Regions from separate parts of the Mus musculus genome. Here region 1 is linked to region 2. Evidence: chromatin contacts called from ENCODE Hi-C data. All regions are on one chromosome and are shown on one strand. The core of a region is the stretch at or near the end of the contact, and the rest is flanking DNA. Distances in the headings are between cores, read along the strand shown. Region 1 overlaps Thsd1 (thrombospondin, type I, domain 1). Region 2 holds the start of Thsd1 (thrombospondin, type I, domain 1).

Region 1 (5,836 bases), core at 704-3,203, 33 kb after region 2:
TTCTCGGATGCCGGTGACGGACCTAGGGGAAGCCCAGGGGACACGGGCATCCCATTGACTTACAGGTGCAGTGCATCAGCGCCTCCTGAGGATGAGGCCTCGGGCAGTGAGAGCTTCCAGTCCAACGCTCAGAAGATCATCCCGCCCTTGTTTAGCTACCGCCTTGCCCAGCAGCAGCTGAAGGAGATGAAGAAGAAAGGGCTGACCGAGACCACCAAAGTGTACCACGTATCTCAAAGCCCCCTGACAGACACTGTAGTGGATGCCACGGCCAGCCCTCCCTTAGACCTGGAATGCCCCGAAGAGGCTGCAGCAAGCAAGTTCCGAATCAAATCTCCATTTCTGGACCAGCCTGGGGCAGGTACCGGGGAAAGGCCTCCCTCCAGGCTGGATGGCATCGTGCCTCCTCCTGGCTGTGCGGTCAGTCCCAGCCAGACCCTGATCCGAAAGTCACAGATAAGGTCGACCGGTGGCAGAGATGGCTCATCGGAGAGGTGCCACTCCAGAAGTTCCCTCTTCAGGAGGACTGCTAGTTTTCATGAAACCAAGCAGTCTCGCCCTTTCCGGGAGAGGAGTTTGTCAGCCCTGACTCCCCGCCAGGTCCCCGCCTACAGTTCCAGGATGCGGACCTGGGACCAGATGGAGGATAGATGTCGGCCTCCCAGTCGAAGTACCCACCTGCTTCCAGAGAGACCAGAGCACTTCCAAGGGGCAGGTCGGACCAGCAGTCCTTTGGGTCCACTCTCCAAATCCTACACTGTGGGGCATCCCAGGAGGAAACCGGACCCAGGGGATCGTCAGGCCGGATTGGTGGCAGGAGCTGAGAAAATGGAGCCTCACCGAGCTCACAGGGGACCGTCCCCCAGTCACAGGAGTGCCTCAAGGAAGCAGTCTTCCCCCATTTTCCTCAAAGATAGCTACCAGAAAGTCAGTCAGCTTAGCCCTTCTCACTTCAGAAAAGATAAATGCCAGAGCTTCCCCATCCACCCCGAGTTCGCCTTCTATGACAATACCTCTTTCCGCCTCACCGAGGCTGAGCAGAGAATGCTGGACCTCCCAGGATACTTCGGCTCCAACGAAGAGGACGAAACCACAAGTACACTCAGTGTGGAGAAGTTAGTGATCTAGGCTAGGAAGCAGCAGGGTTCACCCAGGGTCCTTCACCCCTCTGGCAATATCCCCTGCTCACATACTTTCTGTGGGCTGCACTGTACAACCGTGGGAATTAGTTCACCCAGATTATATGTGTGCGCGCGCATGTGGTTTTGATTAATCAGGAAGAAGTGGTTTATGCTGAATTTTCCTCTCTGTTATCCCTTTTCTATTGGCTTGTTACTACTAATAAAATTTAAAGAAGGCAAATTTATGATGCATTTTGAACACGACACTGGATGTTTCCAACTTAGGACTCTGGGATCTTTTCCCAAGAGGGAGGAGTCTCCAAATGGCTGATGTGTATGCAAACCATTATGCGCAGAGCTTGCATCTTGCTTCCTTGTAAAGTAGGAACCAAACACAGGAGCCTAAACATGGGGTTGCTTCTTTTGAAGTGTGTTACCAAGGTACCAAGTGGCATAAAGCCTTTCTGCCCAGTGGCCTAAAGACTAATCAGCATACACGTAAATAGCTACAAGCTCAAGGCGACCTCCAACAACCACACCCATCCTGCCTTTAGATTGATTTCCTTCTTTTAGAGTTTATCAGGATGTCGGGCAGCTGGGGAGGTTTCAGATAGGGGGAAATCACAAATGTAAACACGGGAGTTTCAAAAGTTCATATTTGTTCAACTGTCACTTGTGACTTTTTGTTTTTAAATTAAAATGTGCTTCCTTTGGAACCGTTCTCAGTGATGACTGCCTGCTCTTCAGGAACAGGACGGGTGGATTGTCCAGAGCCCTCTGACAGCTGCTACTCGTGGATGAAAGGAGAGCCAGGCTTGCTACTCTCCAGTTTCTTTATTTATCTCACCAGAAAGCTTTCTTCTTTATCCAAGTTCACAGGCCTGTGGGCCAGCCTTTGACACAGAGGGCACATGATCGCTTGTTCCAGACTTCCCAGAGATTTACCCAGCACCGTCAGTCTGAGACCAAAACAGCTTTGGGGAAGTGGGAATTCATGAGGAACACTATGAGCTGAGAGCCTTCCTGTTAAGTGATGCTCACTGTCTACCCAGGCCAGTGTTCTGGGGCTGTCACTAACAGTGACACCCCCCCCCCACCTCCGAGGGAGAAAAGATGCTTTATCACAGTTTTTAATGCGTGAGTTATAATTTTCAGTAAACAGATTTTCTGTATCGTACCTCCATGTCTCCATGTTCTAGTCCCGGTATCTGCTATAGAATGGAGGCTCAATAAAGACAGTGAGTGGCCAGCTAGTACAATGCCTTTAAACCAGTTGTGGTTGAATTAGAATGATTTTTAATAATACTTTACATTGTAGATCATTATAAAGGAAATGTGTTTATGAGACATTATGAGATTTCAGTTCATACAGGTCTCACAAACATGTTTTTTGTTTTGTTTTATTTTGTTTTGTTTTGTTTTTTGGTGTCACCAATTCGTGTGTTCCCAATCATCCTGCGAACAATCAGTTATGCTTGGCCAGCGTTTTGCTGGCTCCGTGTTTCAGATTATCTTAGTATATGTAACTTCATGGATCTGGGTAAGCTCGACACACTTAGATGTTTATTGTCTGTGTCCCCACCAGTTGTGACTCCCTGCAATGTGTCTGTGTTCACCTTGCTGAAAAGAAGTGTTCTTTCTAAATATAGTTTTTAATCTAAAAATTTAAAATTAGCGTGTATTTCAGAACTTTACACAAGTACTATATTTACATTGTTCCCACCCCTCTCTAATTACTCCCTCTCAAATTCACAACTGTGTATGTGTGACTGTGTGTGTGTGTGTGTGAGAGAGAGAGAGACTGTATGTATGTGATGTATATGTGGGTGTGACTGTGTGTGGGTGTGACTGTGTGTGTATGTGACTGTGTGTGTGTGTGACTGTGTATATATGATTCTGTGTGTGTGACTGTGTATATGTCACTGTGTATATGTGACTGTGTGTGTATGTGAATGTGTGTATGTGACTCTGTGTGTGAGACTGTGTGTAACTGCATGTGTGTGTGACTGTGTGTATGTGACTCTGTGGGGTGTGTGACTGTATGTATGTGACTGTCTATGTGTGTGTGGCAGTGTGTATGTGACTATGTGTGTATGTGACTGTGTGTGTGTGTGACTCTGTGTGTGTGACTCTGTATGTGTGAATGTGTGTATGTGACTCTGTGTGTGTGTGAGATTGTGTGTATGTGACTGTGTATGTTACTCTCTGTGTGACTGTGTATATGTGACTCTGTGTGTGTGGCTGTATGTATGTGACTATATGTGTGTGACTGTGTGTTTGTGACTGTATGTGTATGTATGAATGTGTATATGTGACTCTGTGTGTATGACTGTGTGTATATGGCTGTATGTGTGTGTGTGGCTGTATATGTGACTGTGTATGTGACTGTATGTGTATGTATGAATGTGTATATGTGACTCTGTGTGTATGACTGTGTGTATATGGCTGTATGTGTGTGTGTGACTGTATATGTGACTGTGTGTATGTGACTGTGTGTGTGACTGTGTGTATGTGACTGTATGTGTATGTGTGAATGTGTGTATGTGACTGCATGTGTGTGTGTGACTGTGTGTATGTGACTGTGTGTGTGTGAGACTGTGTGTATATGACTCAGTGTGTGAGTGTGAGACTGCATGTATGTGACTGTGTGTATGTGACTATGTGTGTGTTTGTGTGTGTGTGTGTGTGTGTGTGTGCGACTGGCCACTTGAGATTGAATTGAAACCTACCCCCAGGAGAAAAGCCCTCCCCCCTCAGCTGCTATCAGTTGCCTGGAGCTCTTTCTCTAGAGTTGGGACCTTGTGCAATTCCCCCGTGTCCTCTTGGCATGTTGTCTAGTGTTATTGCAACACAGGCCTTTTTGGCCAACTGTATTGTTGAGATGTCATGGTTTCGACTTCTTATTGGATTTTGGCACTCACCTCTCCTTACCCAGGACTCTCCCAGGCTGGCCCTTCCTTCCACCCAGCCACCACCCACAAGGTAGAAGATTCTTAAGCATGGGATTTTCAGCTCTTTGACTGTGATCCTTCTAGAAATCTTTGAACTGGTAATCCAACTGCAGACCCCTAACCATCTTTTTGCTCTCCCGAAACAGTTCTATATATGGTATAGCACCGACACGCAGCTGCCCCCCAAAGCTGGAAACTTGGAAGAGTCACTTTGGACTTGGTTTTGCCATGTCTGTGCGGCTAGTAACCATCAGACTGTGCTGATATGCTCTCTGCTTTCTCTGATCCAGGTGTACAGCATATCACCCTTTTTCTTTATTAAATGCTATTTGAGAATGTTGTACACGAGTTTTGATCCTATTCCTATTCCCTGCTCCACCTCTTCCCAGAGCCATTCCCCTTTCCCTTCCCATCCAGTCTTGTGTCTTTCCCCCATCAAGGCAAGTTGCCCAAATATACTTTAGTGTATGGACTTCCACTGCCATGTGATGGCCCCGTCATGGGTTCAGCATTTAGAGAAAACTGACCATTCCTTCTGGGAAGCTAGAAATTGCTAACAATAGCTCTTCAGCTAGGGGTGAAACCTCATATCCAACTCTCTTCTTCATGCTGGAGTTTGGTCTGGCTTTTTGTGTATTCTGTCGCCACTACTTTGAGTGCACATGTATAGCTACCGTGCTGTGTCTAGAAGACAGTTTCCTTGGAGACAGCTGCTGCCTGTGAGTCTTACAGTTTTGTTTTGTTTTTTTCAGCCCTCCTTCTGCAATGATCTTTTGGAAGGAGGGCTGTGAGAGAATTTATTCACTTTAGTCCAGAACATTCCGAAGTCTTTTTCTTTTCAGTACCTTGGTAAGTTGTGGGTCTGTCTCTGTGTTGGTTATTGTTTACTGCAAACAAAAGCTTCTTTCATGAGAGTTGAGAGGTGCCTTGATCTGTGGGTATAATCTTAGGGCATCAGGAATTAATACTGTGTCCACTCTGCAGAATAATTGTAGTAGGTCCTCCTCTAGGGCCTATCTAGCCATATGCTTTTTTCACCCAGCACAATCCTTTTTATTAAATTCCTAAAATGTCTGTCTTGTACTCATCTAATCCATTCTACCCACAGAAGCCAGAGAATTCTTTATAACATGCAAACCTGATCATCCCACTCACCCCAAGGGATCCCCTTTCTTTGACTCCCAGTGGTAGGACTCACACAAACTTCTCAGCACAGGTCTTTCAGGACCAGGCATATCTACTTGACACAGCAACTCTGTACACCTCATGGACTGTTAACAACACCTTCTTCATTCTGTAGGCTACACACATGATGTTCTATGCACAAAGGGCCCTCTGTGCTCTGTTCATCTAGTGAGCGGTCAAGTCTGCTATGCTATCACCCAACAGAGACAATTGCTTTGACCCCCCCATCTTTTTTTTTTCTGAGAGACTGAGCACAAGGAGGGAATAAAGGAAGCCTCATTGTTTTGTTTTTAATTCCCACAGGACAGAATTCTCACTCAGTCTGACTGAGCTATACAGCACCACCTCACATTTAACAGGATGGTTGCTTTTGTTTTCAACTGGTGATCAAATCCACTTGCAAGAGCTCTTCCACTGAGCAGATACGACAGCCGCAGTGCAGAGGGGGAACGTGGTCTTCGTGTGCTTGAGGTCCTGGGTTCGTTTCATAGAGTCACTACCACCAAAACAAACAAACAAACAAAACAAAACAAAAAGCCCATAGACAAGAGCAAGATTAGGATATTAGAAGCAGATGGG
Region 2 (6,129 bases), core at 3,105-5,604:
TTTTGGAGTTGTTGGCAAGTGAGTTCCCACAGATGCCCAAACATGTCCTGTTGCCAGTGGTTGCTCCCTGGAGCCCACTGCCCGGATGCCAGGCTTTGGAGCTTTGTAGAAGAGCTTGATAATGCCTCACCTCAAAAGGCAGAAGTTGTCTGGTAAGCTGAAGAGGCAGACCTACGCATGAAGACCATCTTGTTTCTGATGTGTGCTTTGATCTGTCCAGACTTCCATTCCTCACTGACATCCGTTCACCCATAATAGCCTAAGTCATATCAAACCTTGCACCATCTAACCTGCAACAGGAAAAGCCTGTTTCCTGGATATATAACTCTATTTTTAAAGCTTGTAAAAGTTGCTGTCTTCCCTATATATTTAATTCTGTTTTATCTTGTTCTTTTAGCTTTGAGGCCACAGGAAAATACTGAGTTTCTTTAAGTTCCAAGATTGCCAGTTGTCGTATCCTAGGCAGCTCGGGTTCCAGAACCCTGGCTAGGGGTGGCGGGGGAATGAGGAAAGGAGACACATGCATGGAGAACATGTACTGTGAAGCACACATGCACAGATAACATGTACCATGAAGCACATGCACAGGTAACATACTGTGAAACACACATGCACAGATAACATGTACCATGAAACACACATGCACAGGTAACATGTACCATGAAACACATGTACAGATAACATGTCCTATGAAGCACACATGCACAGATAACATACCGTGAAACACACATGCACAGATAACATGTACCATGAAGCACACATGCACAGATAACATGTCCTGTGAAGCACACATGTAGAGATAACATGTCCTGTGAAGCACACATGCACAGGTAACATGTCCTGTAAAACACACATGCACAGATAACATGTACCATGAAACACATGCACAGGTAACAGGTACCATGAAACACACATGCACAGATAACATGTACCATGAAGCACACATGCACAGATAACATGTACCATGAAACACACATGCACAGATAACATGTACCATGAAGCTCACATGCACAGATAACATATACTGTGAAACACACATGCACAGGTAACATGTCTTGTGAAGCTAGGATCAGCTGGCTCTGTGACCACTGCCACCATCACAACCCAGAACCTCAGAACGTTTATTAGCACAGTAGGAGGAGTTAGCTACTCTTAGTCTCTAGTCTCATCTCTTAGACATCTGGAGGAGGAAGCTGCAGTGGCTGGTCTTTGCACACACTGATCAGTTACTCATAAGTACTCGTATTCAGGCTCCCGAGGAGAGCTTTGCCATTCCTCTGGAGCCTGACCCATATGGGTAACAGCTTTGCCAAATTATGACAAGACAGTTGGCTTTGGAGTTGTTGACAGGCTGTGCCCATCCGAACACACATTCACTCACAACCTCCAGTCCCTACAGCCAATCATGTGACACCTGCTTTGACTCCTCACTGTCCAACATCACCGAATGCACTCAGGACACTTCTAATTGTTAAAATTCACTAGGTGACTTTCGGGTCAACAGGTCCGTCCTTCCAGGAGGCTTCTCAACCAGCTCAGCCTGTCTGAGATCTGCCTTGCCTTGCTCAAATTCTAAGGCATGAGCCGTACCCACAACATAAGAGGAAAAGTCAGATTGCTCACACGTAAGATCCTGATTTCACAAGCTGTTATTATCAGGTGAAAATTGGGTCATCTATGTTCTCCCTTGTGTCCTGATGTGAAATCGTTATGATTTCCAGATCATTGCTTATTAAAGTAAAGAACATTTGTATACAGGTGGTTATTAAGAGTATACATTTTATAGTTGCACAGGTCACTAGAATATTCGCTGACTCACAAAGAGTTCAGTGAGTAGGGGAACTTGGCCCTGCACATGCTAGGTTAAGTGCGCTTCCACTGAGCTATCTTCCTAGCCAGCATTCAGTGTATGGTGAAAGCCAGTTTGAGTTCAGTCCTGAGGTCCTACCACTGTCCTTCCTCTGATGTTACCTTTATTTCAGAAAAGATTTATATCATGTTTGTCTCATAAAGACAGTAATACAGGGTCTTTGTTGGTGTTTCTATTGCCATGACCAAAAGCAGTGTGGGAAGAAAAGGGCTTATTTCAGTACAGTCCATCACTGAGGTAAATCATAGCAGGAATCTGGAGGCAGGAGCTGATGCAAAGCCACGGAGGGTGCTGCTTACTGGCTTGCTCAGTCTGCTGTTTCATAGTACCCAGACCCATCAGCCTAGGGATAGCCCCACCCACAATGGGCCCATCAATCACTAATTAAGGAAATGAGCTATATAGGCTTGCCTATAGTGTGATTTTTATGGAAGCATTTTTTTTTAATTGAGGTTTCAGATGACTCTAGCTTGTGTTAAGATGACATAAAACTAGCCAGGATAGTCAGTTTCTCATGAACTATAATTTAAAATGATGAGACATTTCAATAAGGCTGATACATTTTTTAAAGGATTTTTTATTACATTTTGTTTTTTTAACATTTCAAATGTTATCCCCTTTCCTGGTTTCCCCTCTGAAAACCCCCACCCCTTTCCCCCTCTCCCTGCTCACCAACCCACCCAATCCCGCTTCCTGGCCCTGGCATTCCCCTACACTGGGGTATAGAACCTTCACAGGACCAAAGGCCTCTCCTCCCATTGATAACCGACTAGACCATCCTCTGCTACATATGCGGCTAGAGCCATGAGTCCCAACCATGTGTTTTCTTTGGTTGGTGGTTTAGTCCCAGAGAACTCTGGAGGGTACTGGTTAGTTCATATTGTTCTTCCTATAGGGTTGCAGACCCCTTCCGCTCCTTGGGTACTTTCTCTAGCTCCTTCATTGGGGACCCCGTGCTCCGTCCAATGGATGGTTGTGAGCATCCACCTCTGTATTTGTCAGGCACTGCAGAGCCTCTCAGGAGACAAGGCTGCTATTTTTAAAATGCATGTAAGATTTAAGTCTCACAACCAAAAAGTGACCTTTTTTTGGTGAGAGTGTCCTTGGGAAGGTTAATACAGAGCAAGGTGCCTTTTGTGTTTCACTGACTCCCCACAAAACTTTAACTGCTATATTCCTTTTATTGCAGAGGAAAGCTGGGATTGGGCAACTCAGGGCTACCTGGAATCACCAAGTGCGACCATAAGACTTTACCCGCTGAACTCTACACAGGCGCTTCCATTGAGATTTTTTTAAATTGCATTTTGTTTTTTGTTTTCAAAACCAATAGTCCCAGGAACTATCTGATGTTCATATGGCAGGCACGAATTTGAAAGGGATCCTACCTTGAGCTGATGAATGACAGAGCAGATCGTATTGACGGCAGTGAGAACTTCCTTGGTCACTTGGTTGATTACTCCCTAGAAAAACTTGACCTTTGATGGCATCTAAGTGACTGCGCTGTCTTTTAAGATCAACTTTCTGCAACTGGCATAATCTCCAAACTTGAGGCGAAATTTACAAGCCAACCATTGGCTCCCCCTCACCAACTTGCTAAGCAAGAGCTCCGCTGCTGCTCTGTATGTAGTGCCTCGCCCACAGTCTGCCTCCAGGAACAGGCTCTCGTTTGTACAGTCCAGGCTGACCAGGTATGTGAAATCCTGTTTCCCCAGTTCCTGAGATTACAGGCACATGCCCCACATCCAGTCTCATGGGTCTGACACATGCACAGTAAATCCACACAACTCGGTCCTAACATGCTTCACTCCTCGAGAGTTTCCTGGTACCTCTTGCTGGGTGCTGGCCATCTAGAGGCTATGCTGATTTCTATTACTAAATTTGTCTGTTAAGTGGTTGTTACACGCAAAAGAAAGCTCACTGCACAGCGCTGGATGGCAAGTGCAGCTGTTAAACCACGTGAAACGTAGCCTCCGGTTCTTTCAGAAAGAAAATACTTGTAGAATAGACTTTTTTAAATGTTTATTTTTAAAATGTTTAATTAACCAAGTTTTGCTCCAGAGGAAGAGAAAGGAAAATGCGCTTTATCTGAAGTATATTCCTTTCAAACTCCAGTGACATTTGGGGGAGCAAGTTTAGAAATTACCCATACCACTTTTTGGCTCTTCTTGTGATCACCCTCCAAAAGAAAATGACATGGGGGAGAAGTGAATGGTTTAAGTGCAAGGCTGCTGGCTCTCTCTTAAAGCACTGGGTCTTTGCAGCGGGAAGTGGACTGTGGGTGTAAATACGTGCTGCACTAGCAGCGACCACACCTCCTAGCAGGGCCTCTGGACCCAGAGTTTCCTGCAGGTTTCCTCTCCACAGGGCAAGCTAGGGGCGGGCAGGAAAGGAAGATGCGCTGCCCAGGAGTGGGAGCGGGGCGGACCTCTTGCGCTTGACCCCCGCCCTCTGAGAGCCCGCCTCGGGGCGTGGTCCCGGCAGCCTGGGAGCGTGCCGGAGCTCTGGACCCGGGCGGGCGTGCAGCTGCGGGACGGGAGATGCTCGGTCAGTCACCCTGTGGCCGCTGAGGCTCCCCTCTCACTTCCGCCGTGCCAGACAGACCCGACCCGAGGTAAGGATCCGAAGCTCAGGTGGCCCACCACCAGGGCGGGCACCTGGCGCAGGCGTGGCCGAATGACGGGACTCTCAAAGGCAGGAGTTCAGATTGGAACCTTTGGAAACTCAACGTTGCGACATACGTTTGTGGCTTTCCAAAAGTCTCTTTCTGGGATACTAACAATAAGCAATGACCTCAGTAACAAGTTTTATGCTGACTACCACTGGACTGGGTTTGCACCCGGGAACTTGAAGCACCTCTGGAAAGTGAGTTGGTAGGAGAGCAGGGCTTCACGGGGGACGCACAGCTCACCCCATGGTTGGGATAGAGAAAGCTTGTTCAGAAGCGCAGCTCTGGGATCCAGATTGCCTCCTAACAGACATTATTCCTGGATCTATACACAGAAGCCTTGCTTGTGAAATTACTTTGTTTCTCCTTCTATTCTTTTATTTTCCTCCTTTTATTCTTTAACGATGTCCTGTGGATATAAATTAATTTTCCTTTGTTGTCGGCTATGAATCATTTAGCTGCTTTCTGAAAAGCTTGGCTTTAAGGGGGGGAGGGGGTGATTCTGTTAGCCATTGAGAATATCCACACACACTTTTCTCCACTTTCTCGGCTGGGACTTTTACTGTTTTTCTTAGCTCCAAAGGTTCAAACCCAGGGTCTCTCACATGCTAGGCAAGTCCTCTACCACCCAAGCCCTATACAAAGCATTTCAAACATCTTGAAAATGTTCCCACTTTCCTACTTTCTTAAAATGATTCTCAGCACCAAACATTTTACTCAGCAACTACTCAGGGAATTGGGGACGTGGTGAAAAAAGGTAATAATCAGTAGTGCCCCCTCCCATTTTAGAGGCTTATTATAATCATCATCATAGTGCATGCCCTAATGCTCAGGTAGACTGCGTTCTATAATTCCATCTCTGTCCAGCTCTAAGTACAGATCATCACACAGGTCTGTATTTAACCACCCATCTTCATAAGCAAGAAAATGCAATCACAGAATCAGTGATGAGAAAGAGTTTTAAGAAGAATATTATCTCCGAGAAGCAAGCCATCCAAGAAAGCTGAGTTCACCTTTCCGGAGGCCGCTGCTAGGTGGTGTCCTATTATGTTGTCTAGGCTGGTCTCAGACTCCTAGGCTTAAGCCATCCTCCTGCCTCAGATTTTGGGGGGAGCTACAGATGCTGGGGCCACCATGGGATGCTTCCTCTGAGTCTTTCATCTGAAGTCTTAAAGTCGTGTTCCCCATCCAAATTCAAGGTAATGATTAGATCAAATCCAAGGCGACTTCCACTAAAACAGAATTTCCTTTTTTGATGCGCTGAGGAAAGGAAGGGAGGCCAATCATCTGCATAGTTAAGCTGCAACCCCCACCCCTTCGTTTTCAGGAAGTGCAGAGTTTCCTTTGTTCTCCTAGCTCTTACTGAACAAAAGCTAATAGAGACACACCAGCTTCCTTCCCACTGAGTGGTGGCTTGTTTCAATCTGCCTGCTTAACTCTGTTAATTCTGTCTTCTATCAGAAGGTATGGAGTCTGTGTTTGCAAAGTTATACACGGGTAGAGATGCGCTTCAGTGGTAGAGAGCTTTCGTGGCCCACATGAGGCCACAAAGAAACTGTTATCTATGAATAACAAGGGACAGTAAGCATTAAGA

Evidence for each region. A loop is a pair of places that touch in the nucleus more often than their neighbours do.
Region 1: a map of heart shows a loop between it and region 2 (4-fold over the local background). The contact joins the enhancer-like site here to the promoter of Thsd1 in region 2. A Hi-C loop is called at or near these places in 14 of 37 maps with a recorded cell type or tissue (adrenal gland, gastrocnemius, heart and 2 more).

The regions. Positions count from the first base shown.
Region 1 is chr8:22,258,543-22,264,378 of GRCm38, forward strand. Thsd1 (thrombospondin, type I, domain 1) reads left to right here. Exons shown (of 5, transcript NM_019576.2): 5 at 1-2,792. The coding sequence ends at 1,128. Among named protein-coding and RNA genes, the nearest start is that of Tpte, 22 kb to the right of the region's middle. Within about 2 kb of position 1,954, at least 1 of the 3 ENCODE cell types and tissues checked has a DNase peak (open chromatin) inside an H3K27ac peak, as active enhancers do; it is heart, where a contact is called at or near this core.
Region 2 is chr8:22,222,949-22,229,077 of GRCm38, forward strand. Thsd1 (thrombospondin, type I, domain 1) reads left to right here and starts at 4,355. Exons shown (of 5, transcript NM_019576.2): 1 at 4,355-4,481.